3 separate regions of the Mus musculus genome follow, and all the other regions are linked to region 2. The links are chromatin loops, found by intact Hi-C in ENCODE. Cell type or tissue: heart. All regions are shown on one strand.

Evidence for each region. A loop is a pair of places that touch in the nucleus more often than their neighbours do. Peaks named below come from ENCODE experiments on the same cell type or tissue, not always from the same donor. Only the 100,000 strongest peaks of a DNase experiment are listed, where the experiment ranks them.
Region 1: it touches region 2 in a loop (7-fold over the local background); 9 of 42 quality-filtered maps call a loop at or near these places.
Region 3: a loop joins it to region 2, with 3.0 times the contacts of the local background. A loop is called at or near these places in 9 of 42 quality-filtered maps.

The regions. Positions count from the first base shown.
Region 1 is chr11:95,255,552-95,260,551 of GRCm38, reverse strand. Gm11515 (a long non-coding RNA gene) reads left to right here and starts at 589. Exons shown (of 3, transcript XR_388972.1): 1 at 589-1,113. In heart, a CTCF peak has its summit at 1,916 (motif pointing left); DNase peaks (open chromatin) are centred at 1,161, 1,861 and 4,622; H3K4me3 peaks cover 1,705 bases; H3K27ac peaks cover 1,639 bases; H3K27me3 peaks cover 771 bases.
Region 2 is chr11:95,381,628-95,386,627 of GRCm38, reverse strand. Fam117a (family with sequence similarity 117, member A) reads right to left here. Exons shown (of 8, transcript NM_172543.4): 8 at 4,756-5,000. Slc35b1 (solute carrier family 35, member B1) reads right to left here and starts at 1,772. Exons shown (of 9, transcript NM_016752.3): 1 at 1,515-1,772; 2 at 724-827; 3 at 12-142. The coding sequence starts at 1,618. In heart, a CTCF peak has its summit at 2,198; DNase peaks (open chromatin) are centred at 2,027 and 3,167; H3K4me3 peaks cover 1,863 bases; H3K27ac peaks cover 1,606 bases.
Region 3 is chr11:95,264,121-95,269,120 of GRCm38, reverse strand. Tac4 (tachykinin 4) reads right to left here. Exons shown (of 4, transcript NM_053093.2): 2 at 3,813-3,906; 3 at 1,693-1,752; 4 at 1-661. The coding sequence ends at 549. Among named protein-coding and RNA genes, the nearest start is that of Tac4, 5.1 kb to the right of the region's middle. In heart, no CTCF peak of the experiment used is centred here; a DNase peak (open chromatin) is centred at 2,030; H3K27ac peaks cover 12 bases.

The DNA of each region.
Region 1 (5,000 bases), 130 kb after region 2:
GAAACCTGTGGTGCGCTGCAATAGGGGTTGTTTCAGAATACTAGGACATGCTAAAATGCAGATTCCCTGGTTCAGGCCAGGCTGAACATCTTTTACAGATGTGCAAACAGGCAGGTCAGACTCGCTATAGGCTAGCCTGAGGATCCCAGCATGGGCTCTGGAATAGGAGGTAGCCTTCCCACCATAGGCACAGATAGATTAACTTTAGTCTGTGAGGAGTCTCTCCTCCTCTCTCCTCTCTCCGCTACAGGAGGGAAGTTTAGTGATGGGGCCATAATTTGGACCTCCACACTCTGCCCTGACTCTCTTGAATTACACCCACCCTGGTGTATATTTTTCTTGATGGCACCTGACTTTAAAGAGATGTGTTTGAGGAAGTTTGAGAAAAGGAGAGGAACCCAGAGAAGCCCCCAGACTTCCTCTCTCTCTCTCTCCTCTCTCTCAAGTATGTGGGTACTCTGTCTTCAGACACACCAGAAGAGGGCATCGAATCCCATTACAGATGGTTGTGAGCCACCGTGTGGTTCCTGGGAATTGAACTCAGGACCTCTGGAAGAGCAGATGGTGTTCCTAACTGCTGAGCCATCTCTCCAGCCCCTGTGAGGAGTTTCTGAGCCTCAGTTTCCCTGTCTGCAAACTTGCTACGGTGCAAGCAGTTCATGAATGACTGCGTAAATCGTTCACAGGCACAGCAGACGCCCGAGCCTCGGCATTGGTCTCGAGGTTCTCCACCTCGCCGGTGAAGGAACCACAGTGCATGGGTCAGGATGTGGTGGGCGCACTGTGTGGACACAGCGGGGAGGCACTGGGCAGATGAGAGGGTGGAGGGAAGAAGAGAGAGAAAACCCCAAAGGTCCGGAAGACCAAGAGGGAGGCGGGGCACCAGCTGGAAACCGCGGCTATTTGCAGCATCGCCCTCGGTTTGCGGTCAGGCTGAGGCTGGAAGGCCGGACGACCGGGATCGCAGCCCCGCCCGGTGCCCTCGGCCACCCGGGCGGGCGAGGCCCTAGCCGGCGAGTCCCCTTCGCTGCAATGTTGAGGCGGGTGGACTGGGACGCCGAAGCCAGATGGATGACAAGGCCACCGGAGGACAGACCGCTCTGTCCTCGTAGGGTAAGGGAAACGCAGGGTGGGTGGCAGATTCCGGTTGAGGTCGGACCCGGGGGTAGGCGGGGCCCCGGCAGGATGGGACTTCGGTACTAGCGCAGTCGGGCACGATCGGGCGAGCAGCGCCCTCCAGCGGTCGAGCCGAGCAGTGCCCCCGACTGGCCGAACCGGGGCAGCGCCCTCTATCGGCTGAGGCCGGCAGCAACCCTCACCGACTCAGGAGGGCAGATTGAGCTCCGGAACAACTGCACGTGGGCGGCCCGGGTCCCGGGCGGCGCTCTGGCCGCGGGGCGGGTCGCGGCAGCGGAGAGGCTCCCTGGGCGCCGGGTGGGCGCGAAGGATTGCTAAAGGCTGCGGTTTGGCCAGGATTGCGGAGCCGAGAAGAAAAAGATGCAAGCGGACAGGGATGAAAAAAGAAAAAGCCGAGGGAGAAAAGGGAAACACTAGATGCCGCGGGCGAGCTGCGGGCAGGAAGCCGACGCTTCCGCGCACCCACTCGGCCAGAGGAGGGGGTCGTGGGCCCTTTAGAGGCCGGCTCCCGGAGGCCAGGCGCCACGGGTGGCAGAGTCGGGATTCGAACCTGGGTCTGCATTCGGCTCTTGTTTCGTTCACCTCCTAGATCAAGGAAACGGAATGGGGGGAGGAGGGGGGAAGCGATGACGGGGCTGGGAGGGGCTCGGGTGAGAGGTCTTGGCTGCCCCGTGGAGACACTTGCGGAAGAAGGCCAGATGTTAAGGACTGATCTAGGGACGCCGCTGGACCCTGCTTCCGTCCTACCAGCGCCCCCACGTGGAAGCTTTTGACCGACTCATCGCCCCTCCCAGAGCGCCGCGTGCCCGCGAGTTGGGACCGGGGTGCAGGGTTCTGATGATGTTCTGTTCTTTGCATAGAAGAACAGTAGGTTCCTTCCAGTGGCGGGGGAGTAAAGTGGCTCAGGTCACCCGAGAGCCCAGACCTGGAGCAACAAATAAAAACCCCGTGCTTGGACCCCTCCATTGCAATAGCTTGGACATATATATTCATTCATTCTCTCCCCTTTCCTTCCCCCATCCTCCCTCTCCCCTTCCCCCCTCTTTCTCTCACCTTACTGTTCCCCCTCATTGGCCATGAATTTATTGAACGTCTACTTTGACATAGCAGGGCATCTACAGAAGAGCAGGCACACTGGGCAAAAGGCTCCATCTCTATCCTCACTGGTCCTTACAGTCAGAGTTGGGGTGGACAGATATTTACCCACATTTCCACTACTGAACCCAAATCTCTCATGTTCTTGGCATCTTTAGCCTGTTAGGCTGTTGGCCTCTAGCCCTGGTTTCCCATATCTCTGGCAGGGTCCAGATTAAATTTCCTGAAAGTGTTGCCATATCTACTGCTAGCAAATCAGGATTTGGTGTTATTGTTACTGTTGTTTGGGTTTTGGCGTTCGTTTGTTTTGTTTTGTTCTATTAACCTTTTATTTTACGTGTATGGGTGTTTTGTCTCCACTGTGTCTGCAGAGTGTGGAGGTTCAAATTATGGCCCCATCACTAAACTTCCCTTGCTGTAGGAGAGACAGAGACAGAGACAGAGAGGGGGGGAGAGAGAGAGAGAGAGCACGCTCGAGAGAGAGCACACTTGTAGGGAGTAAGAAGATAACACGAGAATTTTTGTGCAGCGTTTGTTTAGCTCGCTGTCAGCATATAATAAATGGCAGCAATTATTGCTGTTAATAATATAATTAAACGACAACATCCATCTACATTCCCTGGGAAAGCCCAGATTAAGGAAAGTCATGGGGCATTCCCTGATGTTTCACCATTCAGTTGCTTCTTAAAATATGGCAGCTAGGTGCCTGCCATCAGACTGGGTCTCCCTGTATGGAGTGTCTTCCTTAGACAAAATTCAGCATCCTGGATCTTAAAGGGTGGGCACAGGAAGGGTGGTGAAGATGGGATGTTAGGAGTTCTGGGTTCTAGAACTGCCCCTTGCCTCCAGGGGAACAGAGGAGCCTTTCTGAAGTGCTCACTTCTCCCAGCGCCTGCAAACAGTAAACCCTCGGGTCTGACCCCATTAGTGAGGGGAGAGAAGCTCTGTTTAAAACCAGTCTTCTCTTCCTGGAGCCTGGTCTGAGTGCTGCGGTGGAGTGAACTGCTAATTGAAAATGTTGATAATGCGTTGCCCCTGGTCTGCGGAATAGAGCCTCCCTCCAGTTCCCGCCGTCTGCAAAACAGCTTGCTGCTCTCAAAAGGCTCTAGCATGGAAACAGTGCCTAGGAGGGGGGAATCAGGATGGCCGGTCTCAAGGGGCACCTGGGCTAGCCTTAGAGGACATACTTTGTCCTGCTATCCCTGACCATGACCTTGGACATCTAAGCCACCCAAACTAGAGAGGGCAACTGGAGATGAGGAGATGCCCCTGGTCCCAGTCCTAGATCTGCCCAATCCTTCTATTGTCTGTGGTGAACATGAGGCCAGTGTGGGTAGCTTGGGGCAGATGAGGACAGCTTGGGGTTGGGAGAAAACTCCATTTCTGATGTCCAAGCACTTAGGATCGAAGCAGAGGTGACTCTAGACATCAAGATGTCCTGAGTTCCCTGGGCCTAGCAGGACTGGAGCTGGGACCTAGGCTCTGCCATTTCACGTGGGCCTGATCCCTGTTCCTCCGTTCTGACCCTGAAGATACAGACAGCCAAGGGTTATTTCATACCCCGTCTCCACTCAGCCTTCAAGGACTACGTAATGTCAATCTTTATCTTTTTGTTGTTGTTGTTGTTTTCGAGACAGGGTTTCTCTGTATAGCCCTGGCTGTCCTGGAACTCACTTTTGTAGACCAGGCTGGCCTCGAACTCAGAAATCCACCTGCCTCTGCCTCCCGAGTGCTGGGATTAAAGGTGTGCGCCACCACGCCCGTCTCAATCTTTATCTTTTAAAACTTTTTAAAAATATATTTTATTTTACGTGTATGGGTGTTTTTGTCTACATCTTTATGCAACACTTGTATGTCTGGTGCACATGGTGGCCAGAGCAGACATCAGATATCCTGGGACTGGAGTTAAAGAGGCTGTGAATCACCATCGAGTGCTTGGAATCCAATCATCGTCCCTTGGAGGAGCAGTCTTTGAGACAGTCTCACTCTGTAGCCCAGGTTGGCCCTTCCTGGAACTCACCATGTAGACCAGGCTGGCCTCAGAAATCTGCTGGCCTCTGCCTCCTGAGTGCTGGGATTAAAGGCGTGCACCACCACTGCCTGGCCAGGCTGGCCTTGAATTTTGAATCCTTCTGTTTCTGTCGCACTAGTGCTACAACTATGAGTATGCTCTATTCTGCCCAGCTGAGCATCATTTAAAAAAAAAAAAAAAAGTTCACGAACAAGGATCTGGGGCTTGCCTGGGCCATGGCTCTTCAGCAGGGGTAGTGGAGTTTCGTCCTGAGAATGTTCATGTGTATGGGGTGAGGTCAGGATAAGTCGCTGGAATAGTCCCAGGATGACCTGGGGTGGGGCTGGGTGAGGCCAGTCCTGATCTAGAGAAACGTGGGCTGAGCTCAGTGACAGCCAAGGGTGTCCTGGGTCTGAGGTCTGGAGGACAGGAAGTGGGAGGCACTGGGATGATGATGGGGAAATATGGCTCAAGGAGTAAGGATGCCTGGGTGCGCTTCTGGACAGTGTGGCGCTGAGATGCCTGGACTGCCCAGGAGGAGGCACTGGGCTCAAGGAGCAAGGGTGGTGCTGGAGCTGTTAGAGAACACCAAGAACCCTCAAAATGTCTGGGGAGATGGCTCAGTGTGAGGACCTGAGCAAAAACCCAAGAACCCACATAAAAGCCACGTGGGATAGCATGAGTCTGTAGTCCCACCGTCCTAAGGGTAGACAGGAGACTTACGAGGGAGGTTTGAAGATGGATAGCCTGGCATGCC
Region 2 (5,000 bases):
TGAGGTTTCACCTGAGTTGGATAGTTGACAAACTGCAGGGCTGAGTTGCTGGAGACCATGGCACCCACATAGGAGACAGAACAGGCAGCATAGAGCCAGGTCCGAGTGCGATCCACCCTGGCAGTGTCAAAAAACTGGATCACTGGGAGAAGACAAAAAATAAAACAAAAACAAACAAAACATACAAGAGAAACCCGGTGGGGCAAGGATGGACCACTAAGCAAAAAGTTGAGGCCATAGGAAAGGAACTTGCCTGTCAAGTAAGACCGCTATTTCTATCCTCTTAAGCTGGGAAATCTCTGAAAATTATTCATCGTCCCAGTTCCCCTTAAGCCTAACACAACCACATGCTGAGTGGAGGGAGAGATTCACTGAGTTCAAGAAAGGATGGCTTAACTCTACTGACAGGAACAAAGACATGTTTGAAGCTGACACACAAAGCGAAGTCAAAGGGATAAAGGGGAAAATGTTCTAAGGGCTTTCAATGGGGATTTGGAATATAGACGGCCCAGTCGTCTCCAACTAAAAAGTTGGTATAATTTAGAGGCCTAATATTTTAATCTCATTTCACAGCCATTGGTTTTACAGTCTGTAGAGAAGCTGTTTAAATACTCAAGGGTGTGGAGGTAGGGAAAACTTTGATTTTTAAAGATGAATCCACGTCTATGCCCAGAATATGGGAGGAAGGAGAGTGAGCCCAACAAATTACTATGAGGTACTCACAGATCTTGGCAAACATAGCATTGATCACACACTGGATGAAAACCAAAGTTAAGGCAAAGGTGAATGTCTCCTGTTTGGGTCCTTCTCCATACTTCCCTCTTGTGCTAAGACGAAACACATAAAAAAGCAATTAGTGTGTGCTACTCGGTGGCATCAAGTATGTTCAGATCCACTGAGAGCTTTGGAAGTATCATGCTTTTGTGGGTGTAGTTAGAGTTAGGAAGGATTACTGAGCTCATTTACCCAAAGGAGACGATTTGATTTAAGCCTAAAAACTAAGTCTAAACAGTAGACGCCAACCTACTGCTACCATAGCCTAAGGAAAAAATATCCGTAAAGGACACAGGTAGGAGAAAAAAAAAAAGTCAAGACAGCTGAACAAAAGTATCCCCCGTAGGAGAAAAAAAAAAAAAAAAGGCAAGACCCAGAGCAAGAAGATTAACGGTCTGCAAACACCTCGGGGCTTTCTAAAAATAAAATAAAATAAGACCTGGCTCAGGTCACGGAGCACTCTTGGAATCAACAAAAGTAAAAATATCTAAAGGGAAAAAAAAAATCGCGTTCTAAAACTCCAGAGGCCGGCCCTGAAATTTTAGAATTACAAGGATGCTCAGCTAGCAATGTATAATAGCAGGGTGCAAAAAAAGGTCAGAGGGCCGAGCCGGAGAAGAGAAAACCCTGTACCAGACACAGGAAGCCTGAAGACTAGACCGTAAAATGGATGGTGGAGACTGAATTCCGGCCCTGGCTGGGGGATGCTAGGAGTCCTGCCCCCTCAAGGGTCTGCTCACATCTTCTCCTGCAGGATCCCATAGTAGAAATAGCAGACAAAGACACCCAAGAAGCAGAGCGGCAGGCGCAGCCGATCAGGCACCAGGGATCTACTAGCGGCCATGAGACGCACGGACGAGTCGGCCGAAGATCCGTTCAGAGCAGGTAGCGGTACCGGCGGCGAAGGCGAAAGCTCCAGGCGGACATCGCCGGCCGGCGGCAGGGACCTCATAGGAGCTGCGTGCGACCGCCGGCTCGTAGGCCGGAGCAGCTACCTCCAGATATGCCAGCTCAGAGCTTCCGAGAGGGAAATGCCTCCTGCCCCGGCAGGAGCGTTCTAGGAAAGAAGGAAGGCTTTAAGATCTTGGCTCCATTCCTGGTGGCCAGGAAAGCCAGCCATATCGAGGTTATTGTCTCCTCTTTTAGGTTTTTCCGATCAGGCAACGCCGAGGACATCTACAAGCTGGAGCTCGGTGGGGAGGCCTAGGCGATTACGCGGCGTATAGTGATGACGTATAAGTATGTGGATGTTATCAATTGGCTCCGCAGAGCGAAAATAGACAGATGGGCGGAGAAAGAGGCGGTGAGGCCAGAAGAGAATTAAAGGCTTTTTTTTTTTTTTGCAGTTGGCTGTCAGGCCTCGGCTGGGTCCTAACGCCAAGAACGCTTCATAGAGCCGTAGCGCCCTCTAGCCGCTGCCCAACGTTAGCGACTCCAACCCTGTCTACCCTGTGTTCAAGACCTGGCTAAGAAGTCCAGGTCCTCTTCTTTGGGCAGGGAGCCACCGGGCAGGCTCTGTGATAGGTCAGGGCTCTTATCACTTAGAGGCAGCACATCACGTGTTGCTTAAATTCCGAGCTACAGTTTTCTCGCTCTGCAAACGAGGGGTAATTAGTAATAACCACCCTGTCACTCATTGAACGGTGTGAGGATTAAATGAGCTAAGGTTTACCAAAGTGTTTTATAAACTGTTAAGTGTGCTGTGCAAGTTTGGAGTATTAGTCATCATATTTTCTCAACTCTAATCGTATTTCCTCACCTCTTCGAGGTGAAAAATTCAATTTATTGAAATGCCTTTTAAAAAACAACAAAAGACATAATCACATGTAGCGCAGGCTGTCCTCGAATCTGCTATGTAGAATAATGTTGAATTTACAATCCTTTTCTCTTTACCTCCCTTCCGAGTGTTTTTTTTTTTTTTTTTTTTTTTTTGGTTTTTCGAGACAGGTTTCTCTGTGTAGCCCTGGCTGTCCTGGAACTCACTCTGTAGACCTGGCTGACCTCGAACTCAGAAATCTGCCTGCCTCAGCCTCCCAAGTGCTGGGATTAAAGGAGTGCGCCACCACTGCCTGGCTCCCTTCCAACTTCTTAAGTAAATTTTCTTCAAGACCTTCCAACTCTCCAATGAAGCAACACACACACACACACACACACACCACACCACACCACACCACACCACACCTCTTCCTATTTTTGGTCTCATCCATGGACTTCTCCCTGATTTAACAGTTGGGTCTTCACCTGCTTTGCTAGAATTGCAAAAGCAAGACTTAACACCAGGTCACCAAGTCCCCTACCTAATAACAGTCCCAATTGTCAAGCAGTTGTGGGTCTTGGGTTGCTTTCCTCTAAGCAGGCTTGCTCCTTTGGCACGTCCTCAGGCAAAGGAAGGAAAGGCAGGCAGCACCACACCCATCACTGGGGACCTGACTCACTAAGGCTTTGGGGACAAGCCAGACATCTTTCAAGGCTAGGAGGACTAAGAGAAAATAGGGTCTGTCCCTTTCCTGGTGTCTCCTTCTGGGAGTCACTATACGTTTACTTTCTTGGCCTTTGGTTTATTCTAGTGAATCAGCAGACAGACACTTCCAGGGAACCAAACAGTGAGTCTGGATTCCACTTCTGCCTTTTATTTTCCAACTGGGACCTCAAACAATTCACTTGACCTGGGTTGAGTTTCCCCATGTGTTTTTTATTTTTTTCCAAGACAGGATTTCACTGGCTGTCCTGGAACTCTCTGTAGACAGGCTGGCCTTGAACTCAAGAGCTCCACCTGCCTCTGCCTCCTAAGTGCTGGAATTAAAGATGTGTGCGGTTGCCGCCGCCACCACCTGGCTGAGTCTCCTCAGGTGAGATCAATGGTGATAACCAGCAGGGGGGTTCTTTGGTTAGGAAGCACCAGCTGTGAAGTGGGTCAGGGTGCCAATCCTTACTCCCTGACTTGGTACAGTCTTTTTAGAAAAAGCTGTTTGGATATTCCTTCACTCACAGAATGGTTCTTCTCTCACCCCAACGGTTGTCATATTTTCTTTTTTTTTTTTTTTTTTTTTTTTAAAAGATTTTATTTATTTATATGTAAGTACACTGTAGCTGTCTTCAGACATTCCAGAAGAGGGAGTCAGATCTCGGATGGTTGTGAGCCACCATGTGGTTGCTGGGATTTGAACTGCGGACCTTCGGAAGAGCAGTTGGGTGCTCTTACCCACTGAGCCATCTCACCAGCCCGGTTGTCATATTTTCAATGACATTCTCTTACATCTTCTCATTTGGTTTGCTGGTGATAGTACTTGGGATAGCCTGACCTGCGCTCGGGGGATGGGGGGTGGGCGTTCCTGAAGTCTTCTGAGACAGATATGATTGCACCACTGTATTCCCCCCAGTAGAATGGAAATGCCTTTTGCTGAAATGCTTCATAAGTTCCACGCACTAACAGAATGTTGGGATGGTGATTCCCACTTTGCTCAAACATCTAAGAGCTCTTACATCTGAGAGGCTATGAAAGGACAAGGATGGTTTCTGTGTCCAAGGCTGCACACTCTTGCCTTGGGTACTCACTGGCACACAGATAGGCATGGTAGCTACTGCCTTAATGCTGCTCCAGCTACAAGCCATTTCCTAGTCTCATTTTCCCTGCAAGTACAAGGAGTCCCTGAAATGCCAGACTGTCTCCCTTCAGTTGTATTCACATTCTCTCTCAAGTCCACTGACGCTCAGGAGCTTTTGGGGGACTCTTATTAGAATGGGCCGCTTCCCTAGTGACTTCCATGTCCACTTGCAGGACACATCACATTCTCCATTCTACACAAGATGTCATGTTAATGTGTCTTTGTGAAAAGTCTCTAGCAAGGCCCATCCATACAGCAACTAGACCATTGTATGTTAAATGGAAGTTCCTTCTCTTGAAGACAGGATACAGTGATGGATACAATACCTTCCACTCTACTTCACTCCTCCCATCCCAGGTATTCAGAAAACCCAAACTGCTGGAATACATATTTATTTGGTCTATTAAAATCAAGATCTGCAAAAAATAAACAAACAAAAACCACAATAACCTCTAAACACAAGATATGAAACCTTGAACATTAACATTCTTCAATTTTGTGTAAGCTCTGCAATACGGAAAATATACAAACTTCAAATAGCTGCAAAAATAGTGTCTTTGGGAGAAAATAGAGTTTCTACATCGATACAAGAAAAATAGGCATTTTTCTAATTCAACCCAA
Region 3 (5,000 bases), 120 kb after region 2:
GCCATAGCCTCAGCACAGAGGGAGATGTCTGTTGGTAGCAACATCAGGAATCTAAAGGGAAGAAGGCTCCTGACCCCGCCCCCAAATACAATACATGCAGCGTCTTCTCCACCAGGGTCTTTTTCTTGTTTCTATTGCCGTTTTAGCCAGGCCCCAAGCTCTCTTCCCACCCAAGGATTAGACATTAGACCTGGGCTGTGTAATGTTGGTCTCTGCTTTTCTGACATCCCACCCTCTACCCTGCATGGCTGAGGAAGCTACCTATTACTGCTAACTCGTCGTTGATTGAGCCCTACTGTGTGCTAGGCCTGGGATACAGAGTGTGAAGCTTTGCTGTAGGGACAAGGGAGAGCTGGGTCAGTCCAGCTTGTGAGGAGGCAGCCGTGCTTTGTGTGTCGTTGCTACCAGATGCCAAGAGTGAGTCCTGGGAGAAAATGCAGAGTGTGACGAGGGCCTGGCAGGAAATACCCAAGTTGAGGACAAAAGACAGGACTGTTGGCTGAGGCTCCTCAGCTGTGATGTTCTGGGGAGAGATGGGTGGCAGAGTGCTACACGTTGCTGGTGGTTAGGGGAGCCTCATCTTCCTCTCGACTCTGGAGGCTTTCTCTGGTCACTGCTCCGGGTCGTGCCCTCTGTTGACTCGCCGCCTGTCTGCAGGTCCCTAAAGCAGTGAAATCACAGGTTCACCTGCCTGTCACATCTCCTCAAAGAGGGCACTGGTCATCTAAAGCCCCTTCCTGGGGACATGGAACTACCACTGACCAGGAAAACGGCTTCTGTCACTAGCTCACTGTGTGGCTTAGGACAAATTACTTTCCACCCCTGGAAAATGATGTCTCTAAGCAACCAGTTCACCCCGTGCATGTAGATTATTCATCTCAAGTTAGTAATTGGGGTGAGTTCCAGAGGACCTCAGATGCGTTGAAAAAGTCTCTCGAGAACAATTCATTCCTGTCTTTCTTCCCAATAGCCAGTGTTTTATCAGGAGAGACAGGGAGGGGCCAGGAGTCAGCACAACAGGGAAACAGCATGGCACTCAGGGTGCCCTGCGTCTGCTCACTATTGGCATCCACTGCCCTTGCTCTGATTCACTGGCTCGGTGCTCCTTCCCAAGCCTGAATCATTTCTTTTCATGCCTGGCTTTAGGAACCACTTAAGGGAATAACTCCTGCTTGTGTGTTTGCATATGTGTGTTGGGGTGGAGGATGTTAGTCGCTCAGGGTATCACCTCTCCCATGGGGCTGCTTACTTAACGATAGTTGTTGAAGCCTAAGACTCTCTTTAAGACTAAATTCCCGACCCAGGGATCAACGTCTTATTCTGTCTCCACTGAACCGAGAGGGCATAGGCGAGGAAAGGTACAACTTTAAGATCATTGGGGTTGGCAGGATGGCTCAGCCTGCAAAGGCACCAGCCAACATGTCTGACCACCTGAGTTGGGTCTCTGGCACGTGGGAAAGAAGAAAACCAACCCTTGACCTCCACACACATATTGCAGCATATATAAACATACACAAATAAATAATCAAAAGGTCATCAGGAGCCTCTTCCCCTCCCTGAACCTCAGCTCTCACCTCCCATGGCCCCTTCTGCTGGATAGAATACTATAGGACCCTCTTCTATCTGACGGCAGTAGGACATCCCGTTGTTTTCCCATGATGCCCTTACCACCCTTTAGATGCCCATGCCTACCTTCTATGGACAAACCTCTCGTGCCAAGGAGATCCTGCACTATACGTCCCAGCTGATACCCTGGTGGGGGGGGGGGGGGAGAAAGAAGAGGTGAAGAGAAACTGTGAAAGAAAGGGTAGTGGGGGCGGGGAGGGGGGCTTGCAAATGCAGCCCTTTTCATTGCGGGACATGAGAGATGCCCTAGAGCCCTTCATTCTTCCATGTCTTTACACATTGGCTGCCCTCTTGCTAATCCTTTCACCAGTATTTCCATGTTCAGAAACTAGGCTAAGTATTAAGGACACAGAGTGACCCAAGCCTGCATCTTCCTGTGGGGAGTTTCCAGGCTGGGAACGACAGTCACGTGACACAGCAGGACTGCACTATGCAGTGTGCCAAGGACAGCACCCTTCCCAGTCCATGGAGGCAAGCTGTCTGCTAGGGTAGGCAATCTCACTCCAGCTGCTAGGGAGGGGGCAGTGAAATCAGCAACGGCCAAAGGGCATGGCCTGATTCCCGTGGCACTCAGGAGTGGTCAGAAGAGACTGGCAGCTTCTGTGTTGTTTCCTTTGAGACAGGTACTTGCTTTGTAGTTCAGGATAGCCACAGGTAATCCCTCTGCCTCAGCCTCCCAAGAGCTGGGATTAGAGGTGTGGGCTACCACACCCAACCTTCCCTTTGTGATTCTCTTTCTTATGAAGGGTTTAAGGAGAATAAAGCCTACCTGGGTTTGCAGTTCTTACATCCTCAGGGGGCCAAGGGCTGAAGCTCTGAGCTCTCTTATCTTCCTGGTTGATGCATTTTCTTAGCTCTGGTAATTCTACAGCTCTGGCTCTGACTCCTACCCCTGCAGGCACTCTCTAGGCGTGCGCATCCCACCCTCTGGGGAACAACCTGAGAGCCCAGTCTTCTGGTCAAGTCACAGCAGCTCTCCAGTGCTATAGCAGCGCTGGCCAGGCATGTCCCCAGCCCGTGCCCCCAGCTGGAGGTCACTGTTTAGTCCAGGGTTGTCAATGGCTAGCACATGGTATGTGTGTATGTCTGTGTGAGTAGATGTGTGTGTATGTATGTATGTATGCGTGGTGTAGCATATGTGTGTATACGCCTGTATAAGTGTATTTGTAGGGGTGTGTGTGTGTGTGTGTGTGTGTGTGTGTGTGTGTGTCAGCCAGAGGTGGACACTGATTGCCTTTCTGAATCACTGTCCACTTTGGTCTTTGAGGCAGGGCCTCTCACTGAGCCTGAAGCTCACCATTTGGTTTGACTGGTTAACCACCAAGTCCCAAGTATCGTCCGGCCTTTCGTTCCCCAGTGCCGGAGTTACAGGTGCACGACCTAGCTTTTCATGTGGGTGTTGGCTGCTGACTTCAGCTGCACATGTTTGAGTTGAGCCATCTCCCTGATCCCTTTTTTTTTTTAAAGGCAGGATCTCATGTAGGCCTCAAACTCACTGTGTAGCTGACAATGAGCTTGAACTTAACACCTTGTGTCTACCTCCCGAGTGTCAGGACTACTGTCATGTGCCACTGTGTTGCACTTATGTTCTACATTTTGACCTTTCCCCCACTAGTGGTCTTAGGTTTTGCTGCTATGATCAACTCAGCAATGAGCCTCATGGTGCAACATCTCAGGGCTCACGTGACATCCTCCCACGAACTTGAGATTTCCTGATGTGAAACTATTGGTGAAAAGGTGCATACATTTCCGCCTCTGATGGATGCAGCCAGTGTGCTCCAAATGGACAGAGCAAGTGCTCGTACTGAGCGTGGCTCCGCAGGACAATGGTGTCGAAGAAAAAAAATCGCAACCTAAGAGAAACAGCTTTTGTCCAGTTGACTCGTCTCCGTCTCTGGGACAGCTTCTGCACAGAACTGACTGGAAAGCCTGTCTCGTTCACATCTCAGTGCCGCTGTCCAGCCTCAGAGCACTCTCCCGTCTCTCTGATGTGGAACCAGGGTGCAAACCATCAGCCCCTCATCTACTGAATAGCCCTTATATACCTGTTACCATTGGCACTCCCTAGAGCATCCTGCTTGATTGACAACTGATAGACAGTGTACCTCACTATCCCATGAGCACCCTCCCTCTCCTGGGTATTGCAGAAGCCACTCTGAGCCACGCTCACAGCCTTTGTCACTCACCTCCCACCCGCTTCCCCATCAGACCATAGAACTGGCGAGTCCTGCTTCTCTTCAACTCCTGAAGCTTAAGTTCAATGCTGGGGACGGGGATTCCCTGGAGAAGCAGAGAGCTAGCGTTAGAGTGTGGTGCTGATGAGGAAAGGGGGAGGGGTGGATAACCATCTCAACAGCCTGGCGCCAGGCTCTTCTTCACGGTTTACCCCAAATAGCACATTGTACTAATGATGATGGAAATCTTCACATACTGTGTTCCTGGCACTGCCCTAAGGACCTTTAATTTAGGTAACATCAATTCTCAGCCAAACCTCATGAAAATAGTGCCTAATACTATTACTGTCACCATCTAACAGATGAAGACATACAGGTGTGTAGAGATGAAATATGTCCAGAAGTAGTGTAGCTGAGAACTGGGGTCAGAACTTGAATCTGAGCCATCTAGATCAAAGGGCAGGCTCTCAAGCACACTCCGGTCAAAATTTCAATATTAACTATTATTAGACTTTGGAGCTGGACATGGCGGCATGTGGTTGTAACCCCAGCACCTAGGTGGCTGAGGCAGGAACACACACACACACACACACACACACACACAGTGGAGGCGGGAGGATTGGCACAAACCAGATGTTAGACTAGTCTATATAGAGCTCCAACCAGCTAGGGATATTGAGTAAGACTGTCTCAACAAGAGAACATGTGATCCCCTGTCTGTTTTACATACATGGAAACTAAGGTTGCCCTTAACTAGGGTAGCACAGGAGAAGCTGAAGCTGGGTCTAAAATGGTCTTTTCCATCTTGAGAAATATCAACAAGGACAGAATCTGGCTGCCCCTTAGTTGTCGGAAGTACCAGAGCTAAGGGCTGTTCTATTCTCTTCCCCCAGCCTCCCAGATTTAGCCTCCCCAGAGCTGGGCATCCTGGGAGGAGCTATTGTCCTTGGAAAAGCCATTTTAATCCTCTAGCTTAGCCCAATTAGCATTACCCTTCCCCAACAGCTGTAGATCCCGTCTCCCTCCCCCCACCCGCTCTGCAACTTTGGCCAAAGCCTTCTCCTTCTTTGGCCTTAAGTCTCTGAGGGATCATCTCTGAACTGAGACTGGCAGGAACCACCATTTCCAACAAGGCTGAAGGAAGATAGGCCACAGCCTCGAGTGAGTCTGAGAACTGGGGACAGATCGGGGACTCTCCTT